Linked DNA regions of Homo sapiens: regions 1 and 3 are each linked to region 2. The links are chromatin contacts, found by Hi-C or POLR2A ChIA-PET in ENCODE. All regions are on one chromosome and are shown on one strand. Each heading gives the region's core, a stretch centred on a gene start or an enhancer-like site at or near the end of the contact. The rest is flanking DNA. Distances are from core to core; before and after follow the strand shown. Region 1 holds the start of GARRE1 (granule associated Rac and RHOG effector 1). Region 2 holds the start of PDCD2L (programmed cell death 2 like). Region 3 overlaps LSM14A (LSM14A mRNA processing body assembly factor).

What was found. Hi-C counts contacts between places; a loop is a spot of excess contacts on that map. ChIA-PET counts read pairs that join two places held with the same protein, here RNA polymerase II (POLR2A). Pooled maps may share reads with other maps.
Region 1: a map with no recorded cell type shows a loop between it and region 2 (11-fold over the local background). The contact joins the promoter of GARRE1 here to the promoter of PDCD2L in region 2. A Hi-C loop is called at or near these places in 1 of 37 single-sample maps with no recorded cell type and 8 of 50 pooled maps. POLR2A ChIA-PET finds 5 or more read pairs at or near these places in 4 of 52 experiments (Panc1, WTC11 and activated B cell).
Region 3: a loop to region 2 is called in a pooled map, with 2.9 times the contacts of the local background. The contact joins the enhancer-like site here to the promoter of PDCD2L in region 2. A Hi-C loop is called at or near these places in 5 of 50 pooled maps. POLR2A ChIA-PET finds 5 or more read pairs at or near these places in 3 of 52 experiments (OCI-LY7, SK-N-SH and activated naive CD8-positive, alpha-beta T cell).

Annotation. Positions count from the first base shown.
Region 1 is chr19:34,253,177-34,255,876 of GRCh38, forward strand. GARRE1 (granule associated Rac and RHOG effector 1) reads left to right here and starts at 1,378. Exons shown (of 14, transcript NM_014686.5): 1 at 1,378-1,438. RefSeq lists an enhancer at 1,675-2,196.
Region 2 is chr19:34,403,009-34,405,708 of GRCh38, forward strand. PDCD2L (programmed cell death 2 like) reads left to right here and starts at 1,391. Exons shown (of 7, transcript NM_032346.2): 1 at 1,391-1,530; 2 at 1,641-1,807; 3 at 1,922-1,982. The coding sequence starts at 1,423.
Region 3 is chr19:34,217,111-34,219,810 of GRCh38, forward strand. It overlaps LSM14A (LSM14A mRNA processing body assembly factor), which reads left to right. Exons shown (of 10, transcript NM_015578.4): 7 at 2,281-2,463; 8 at 2,596-2,700. Among named protein-coding and RNA genes, the nearest start is that of GARRE1, 36 kb to the right of the region's middle. Within about 2 kb of position 1,346, at least 10 of the 41 ENCODE cell types and tissues checked have a DNase peak (open chromatin) inside an H3K27ac peak, as active enhancers do.

The DNA of each region.
Region 1 (2,700 bases), core at 128-2,627, 150 kb before region 2:
CTGGGATTATAGGCATGCGCCACCACGCCTGGCTGATTTTGTATTTTTAGTAGAGACGGGGTTTCATCATGTTGGTCAGGCTGGTCTCGAACTCCTGACCTCAGGTGATCCACGCGCCTTGGCCTCCCAAAGTGCTGGGATTACAGGCGTAAGCCACGGCGCCCGGCCTCCTTCAACGCTGAGTAATATTCTATTGTTATGTTTATACCACATTTTGTGAACCCATTCACCCGTGGATGGACATTGGGTTGCTTCCACCTTCTGACTAATATGAACATGGGTGTACACATTTATATCCACTCTTGCCTCCCCTCCGTAGTCCTTCCTTCTCCACACTGCATCTAGAGTAACCCCTTTACACTCTCAAGTATGGACAAATCACCTCTTGCTTAAAACTCATTAGTTTTGCAACACTGTCAAGTAAGACCTAACTTCTCACCACTCTGATTTATTATTGGAACACAAAACTGGGCCATGCTCCGTGGCTCAAGCACTTTGGGAGGCCGAGGTGGGCGGAACACCTGAGGTCAGGAGTTTGAGACCAGCGTGGCCAACATGGGGAAATCCCGTCTCTACTAATAACACAAAAATTAGCCGGGCGTGGTGGCGCACGCTTGTAATCGCAGCTATCCGGGAGGCTGAGGCAGGAGAATCACTTGAACCCGGGAGGTGGAGGTTGCAGCGAGCCAAGATCACGTCACTGCACTCCAGCCTGGGCGATAGAGCAAGACTCCGTCTCAAACAAACAAAACCCACAGAACTGGAAGACCCTTGCTGCTGCTTCTGCGTAATGTGTTCTCCTCCCTTCTCGTTTTTTTTTTTTTTTTTCTCCCTTCTACCCCTTAGGACCTCAGCTCCTGCTCTTTCCCTGGGGGAATTCCGGATCACTCTCCTTTACTAGGTCAGGGTACTCTCTCCCTCCCTCTTACTCTTTCCCCTCCTACCACTTGTCACCATTGGTACTATATTATCACCCGGATATGTGACAATGGTATTGTGTATTTACCACTAAGGAATAAACTTATGAGGGAGAGAGCACTACCCGTTCCTGCAGTGCCCGTCGGGGCCTGGCATCTAGGAAACACTCCATACGCCAGTAATCGATTTCAGTCAATTTCAGTAATAAATCCAGGAGGACGCAGCCCGACCCCTCCCGCCCGGGGGCCAAGCCATGGTGGGGGATCTGGGTGGACCTCCGGCTCTGGCCGCCAGTCCTCAACCTCCGCCCCGGCCGTCCCGCTTGGGGGCCCAGGGTCCCAGGAGAGGAGGCTCCGGGGCGCCCCCTCCCCTCTAATGCGAGAGGAGAGTCCGCTCTAGGCGCGGGATCCGCAACCTCCCCGCGTCCGCCCGAGGCGGGGGCGGGGCCGGACCGGAGACGTAACTTCCGGTGTACACAGCCGGTCCAAGGCGGTGCGCTGGGGGCCGGGGCGCGTCGCAGGTGAGGAGCGGGCGCGGCGGGCGCAGGCGGGGGCTGGCGGGCGGGGTCGGGCGGTGGGCGGTGGGCAGCGGGGCCGCGGGCCGCAGCCAGGGCAGACGGCGAGACGGGCCCGCGGGGCGCCGCTCCGCTCGGGGCCGCAGGGCGCGGGGCCGTGGGCTCCCGCCCCTTGCCCGCCCGCTGTGGAGGACGCCGGGCTTTGCGGGCGCTGGCCGGCCGACGGAAGCCCGGAGGGGCCTCCTGGCGCGAACCCGGGACCTGGGGGCGCGTCGGAGACTCGGCGGCCGCGGCACCGCAGGGGCGGGTCGGCGCCCGTCAGGCGGGGAAAGGGGACGCTCCCTCGGTTCGCCGGGGCCCGGGAGGTCGCGCTGGCGCCAGGACCCGCTCCCGGAAGCCCGCGGAGGGAGGGCGGCCTGCTGGCGGCAGGGGTCCGCTGGGGCTAGCCGGGGAGGCGGCCCTCACGCCATCCCGGGGCTGCCGGGCGGGCTGCGCGCACCTTCCCGGCGGCGCCAGGCTGCCGAGGAACGCGCTTTTCCGGCCCTGCGGAGCCAGCTGGCGCATTGGGCCCGAGGGGAGGGTCCGCGGGGACCGGGAGGGCCGGGGCTGAGCGTGGAGGACCCGAGCCCGAGGGACGAGCGCAGAGTCAGGGGTGTGTCTTTCTGCGCCGCGCGGTGCGAGGAAAGAAGCGTGCCTGGTTGGCATGATAAGAATTTTGTTTAGACTTTTTAGAAATTTTCCAGAGACTCAGCTTTGGGGGCCTCCAGTTTGAAAATACCTTGTTCTGGTCCCTCATCCCCATTATAAAAGCAGTTAATTCTCCTTTCCTGGCAAAACACTCAAGACGACACAAAAAGTCTTAAGGTAGAAAATGACAGTCATCTGCCAGTCTACCATTCAGTGACAACCACTGCTAACATTTTGGTGATAATCAATAAATACAGATAGGTATTGTTATTTTTATGGACTTTACAGTATGTGATTTAACCACCGATGAGCATTGAGATAGTTTCCAATTTGTCACAAGATAAACAATTCTGCCGGAAGGATTTGTTTGATATGGTCTTTTTTTTTTTTTTTTAATAAGAGACTGTTGCCCAGGCTGGTCTCAAAACTTCTGGCCTCAAGCGACCCTCACGCCTTCGCCTTCCAAAGTGTTGGGATTACAAGTGTGAGATATTACACCTGGTCTGATTGTTATCTTAGAATAAATTTACAAATGGGGTCAAAGGTAACTTTATTTGTTTTTTTTTGAGACAGTCTCCCTC
Region 2 (2,700 bases), core at 141-2,640:
GAACTGATTTTTTTCCCTCCGAAGTTCTGCGTTTACCAGAATGGCGCCTTTTGTGTCTGGCTTCTTCCCATGATGCTTTTGAAATTCACCCATGTTGTGCTGCAGGAATTGAAAAAACTGTATTGTGTGGCTGGGCGCGGTGGCTCACACCTGTAATACTAACACTTTGGGAGGCCGAGGTGGGCAGATCACTTGATTTCAGGAGCTCGAAACCAGCCTGGCCAACATGGTGAAACCCCGTCTCTACTAAAAATACAAAAAAGGCCGGGCATGGTGGCTCACGCCTGTAATCCCAGCACTTTGGGAGGCCAAGGTGGGCGGATCACCTGAGGTTGGGAGTTCGAGACCAGCCTGACCAACATGGAGAAACCCCATCTCTATTAAAAATACAAAATTAGCCAGGCATGGTGGCACATGCCTGTAATCTCAGCTACTCGGGAGGCTAAGGCAGAAGAATCGCTTGAACCTGGGAGGCAGAGGTTGCAGTGAGCTGGGATCACGCCAGTGCACTCCAGCCTGGGCGACAAGAGCGAAACTCCGTCTAAAAAAAAAAAAAAAAAAAAAGCCGGGCGCCGGGCGTGGTGGTGGGCGTCTGTAACCCCAGCTACTGGGTGGGGCTGAGGCAGGAGAATCACTTGAACCTGGGAGGCTGAGATGCAGTGAGATGGCGCCACTGCACTTCAGCCTGGGCGACCCAGCAAGACTCTGTCTCAAAAACAAAACAAAACAAAACAAAAATAAAAACTGAAAAATCTCAAACATATAAAACCCAAATAGAATAAATCTCCATGTGCCTGGCACCAAATTTCAACAATTATCAACTCATGGTCAATCTTACTGTATTTACACCCCACCACCTTAATTATGTAGTAGCAAATCGGAGGTATTTCATCTATAAGCATTTTGGTGTGTTTCTCTAAAAATTAAAAACTTTAACTTTTTAAAAAACTTTATTGTTCTTGTTAATGACTGATAATACCATTATCCCACCTAAAATTTTTATTTTCCGGGAAGGCTTTTTTCTGGTGGCTCACACCTGTAATCGCAACACTTTGGGAGGCGGAGGCGGGAGGATCGCTTGAACCCCAGGAGTTCAAGACCAGTGTGGGCAATATAGCAAGTCCTCGTCTCAGGAAAAAAAGGAAAAAAGAAAGTTAGCTTTTTGGCAAAACTACTTCCTAGTAGATGGTGTGTACTTCCTATCACAGCGCATTAAGGGGCACATAATGCCTGGGACTCCGGGATTTCGAGCCCCTGACGCCAGCGGCGCCTCTGTGGCTCTGGGACCTGAGCGCACGCGCCTTAAAGCCACGCCTCCGCATCGGATCCTAGTAAGGGAGCGGGGTTATCATTTTAGCGTAGCGTTGCGCGTGCGCAGAGAGGCCGCCGTAGTTTGCGTTTTCACCTGGTCGCCCGGCGGCCATGGCGGCCGTTCTGAAGCCGGTGCTGCTGGGCCTTCGAGATGCGCCGGTGCACGGCAGCCCCACAGGGCCGGGTGCCTGGACTGCTAGCAAGCTGGGCGGCATTCCGGTGAGGGCGGGTGCCGGAGCTGGGGTCGATGGGTGCTGCTGAAGGGTGCGGAGGGAGTGGGCGAGGTCCTGGGGGGAGTCGGGGTCTGAGCGCCTCCTCTGTCCCCTCAGGATGCTCTGCCCACCGTGGCTGCGCCCAGGCCCGTGTGTCAGCGCTGCGGGCAGCCGCTCGCTCTGGTCGTGCAGGTGTATTGCCCGCTGGAAGGCTCCCCGTTTCACCGTCTGCTGCACGTGTTCGCGTGCGCCTGCCCCGGCTGTAGCACCGGCGGTGCGCGCAGGTAGGCGGGGAAGTCCCAGAGCTGCTCCAGGGGTGTCCTTTCCAGCGGGCTGGGGCGGGCCGGCGGGCTGGAGTCGGGGTGCAGCCCTCACGGCCCTTTGTCTTCACCCCGAAGCTGGAAGGTGTTCCGCTCCCAGTGCCTGCAGGTGCCAGAGAGAGAGGCGCAGGACGCTCAGGTAAAGGTTGTGATTGGCATGTTATTGTTTTTCTGTCATTTGAGGATATTTTCCAGAGAATAGTTTGGGGCAGACTTTAAAGCCGTGTTCTTTGAAGTACACTGGAGTGTTTTTTGCTTTTCTGAAGAACCATAAAATGCTATTTTCGTAAAGTTTTTTTTTTTTTTTTTTTTTGAGACGGAGTTTCGCTCTGTCGCCCAGGCTGGAGTGCAATGGCGCGATCTCGGCTCACCGCAACCTCCGCCTCCCAGGTTCAAGCGATTCTCCTGCCTCAGCCTCCCTAGTAGCTGGGATTACAGGCATATGCCACCACGCCCGGCTAATTTTGTATTTTTAATAGAGACGGGGTTTCGCCATGGTGGTCAGGCTGGTCTCGAACTGCCGACCTCAGGTGATCCACCCGCCTCGGCCTCCCAAAGTGCTGGGATTACAGGCATGAGCCACCGCGCCCGGCCTTTCTTAAGGTTTTGTGAGAGTTTTTTTTTTCTTCTATTTTACTTTATTTTTATTTTCTAACTCCTTTGTTAAAAGGAGATGGAGGCCCAGCATGGTGGCTCACGCCTGTGATCCCACCGTTTTTTGAGAGGCTGAAGTGGGAGGATTGCTTGAGCTCAGAAGTTGGAGACCAGGCTGGGCGCGGTGGCTTACGCCTGTAATCCCAGCACTTTGGGAGGCCGAGGCGGGCGGATCTCCTGAGGTCAGAAGTTCGAGACCAGCC
Region 3 (2,700 bases), core at 96-2,595, 190 kb before region 2:
TAGCTGGGTGTGGTGGCACACGCCTGTAGTCCCAGCTGCTCGGGAGGCTGAGGCAGGAGAATCACTTGAACCCGGGAGGCGAGGTTGTAGTGAGCCAAGATCGTACCACTGCACTCCAGCCTGGGCAACAGAGCGAGAGTCTGTCAAAAAAAAAAAAAAAAAAAAATTGAGCCCAGATCCTGTTTTTGAATCAGTTGTTTAAGAGCTGTAGTTTTCTTTTATGATTATTGATTTAATAAGGTTTTATATTTTCTTTATCTGTTTTGTAATATATAACATTCTAAAATCATTCATTTTATTAATATTTTCAAATTTATTAATGGAAAATAAATTATAATTTTACAACTCTTCTAAATTAAAAAGGGAATGTATAATCTACCTTATTTAGAAAATGATTGAAAAATGATCTTTCACTTAATTTTAGAAATCTAGATATGATATTTTTAGATGTATATGTACTCTTCTCTACATTTATATATATATATATTTTTATATCCCCCCCCCCCGTGTTTTTTTTTTTTTTTTTTTTTTTTTTGAGACAGAGTCAACCTCTGTCACCCAGGCTGGAGTGCAGTGGGGCACGATCTCAGCTCACTGCAACCTCCACCGCCCGGGTTCATGCCATTCTCCTGCCTCACCCTCCTGAGTAGCTGGGACTACATATGCCATGGAATACAGAATTTTGTTTAATTTGACTCATTATATTTTACCCTTTTTATTCAGAAAAAGAGAGAGCTCCCCTCCCAAAATAAAATAACTGCCATACTATCTTTCATTGCCCTTCAAAACTCACCCCACCAAAGAGGTTCATTAACAGAACAGTGCATATTCTTCCCGATTTTTTTTGTAGATTTTACAGACACAGACATCTATACCCAAAACCTTTTTTTTTTTTTTTTTTTTTCCCCCTGGAGATAGAATCTCGCTCTGTCACCCAGGCTGGAGTGTAGTGGTGCGATCTCTGCTCACTGCAGCCTTTGCCTCCCGGGTTCAAGCCATTCTCCTGCCTCAGCCTCCTGGGTAGGTGGGATTACAGGCATACGCCACCACGCCTGGCTAATGTTTCTGTATTTTTAGTAGAGATGGGGTTTCACCTTGTTGGTCAGGCTGGTCTCGAGCTCCTGACCTCGTGATCCGCCCGCCCCGGCCTCCCAAAGTGCTGGGGTTACAGGCGTGAGCCACCGCGCCTGGCCCCAAAATATTTTTTTTTAAGACAGAAGGATCATGGTGTAATTCTGGCTTGTGGCCGAGGCATTTTTAATAGTAGAGGTGAATGTTTCAAACATCCTACTTATCTAGATTTATGTCTGGATATGCTGCTGTGGGGTTTTGTGGTTTGTTTTCTCAAACCCAGGCAGTTTGCCAAACCTCAGCAAACAGCGCAAACCTATCTTGTTACCCTGTAGTCACTTCTCATCCTTGTCAGTATGTGTGGAGCATTTCACGCAATTGTGATCATTAAACTCATACTGGTTTCTGTTCTGCGTTTTTCAGTTAACATCAAATATTCTTCCTCTGTTTTTTTCTTGTTAGTCATTTTTCTTGTGTTGGATATTTGGGTTCCCACGTTTTTCACTATAAATTATGCTGCTTTGTATTGCTTTATCATGTCTCTTATGATTGGCTGAAATTTTACTGTGTTATAGAGGAGAGAGAATGTGTAGATACAGGAAGGCTTGAATAATATAGAGCCATCTGGAGAGACACAGTAAAGATGGAGTAGGAAGTGTTTTGAGTCAGTAAGGATTGGTGCTTGTCTGTTTTTTATCTGTGATGTGGAAATAACACCTATTTTCTTGCAATTTGTGCCGATTAGTGTTTATTTTTCTTACTATAAATCTTGGTTCCTGTTATTCTTTCCATAAAAGGCTTTCTACATTTTGAGAACCCACTGTGTGTCTGGCACTTCAGTTTGCCGGTGTTGGGGATATAGCAGTAAGGAAAACAAAGCCCCTGACCTCAAGGAGCATACATTAATTTAGTGCAGAAGCCTCCACACTTGCCTGGCTGTATACTCTGTCAGTAACACATGTGAGTGTGGACTCCATAAATACAAATGTTTAGAAATTTTGTGTGAGCTATTCTCAGTCTACATATTAAATATTAGTGAAACTTAATTTTTTATTTTGTATAAAAAATACAAATACAATAAAATATATAGAGAGACCTGTAAGCATTTCTGTTGTTGACTGTTGAATCTAAAGAGCACAATAGCAACATCTGTGCTAAACCAGCTATTACATATTGAATGTCCTTTGTATATATTCTTTATTATCATAGCTCCAGGTGCTCCTTCAGCTCCAAGGAGAGGGCGTGGGGGTCATCGGGGTGGCAGGGGAAGATTTGGTATTCGGCGAGATGGGCCAATGAAATTTGAGAAAGACTTTGACTTTGAAAGTGCAAATGCACAATTCAACAAGGAAGAGATTGACAGAGAGTTTCATAATAAACTTAAATTAAAAGGTAAGCTTTGATTTTTCTTTTCAGAAAATAATCTTATTTGATCTGTGAATTACAGATGTTTCTCAGATTAGGTGTTTTTATGTAATTCAGATTAGCTGTCTTGACTTTTCTGATATGTGCTTTTGTTCTTAGAAGATAAACTTGAGAAACAGGAGAAGCCTGTAAATGGTGAAGATAAAGGAGACTCAGGAGTTGATACCCAAAACAGTGAAGGAAATGCCGATGAAGAAGATCCAC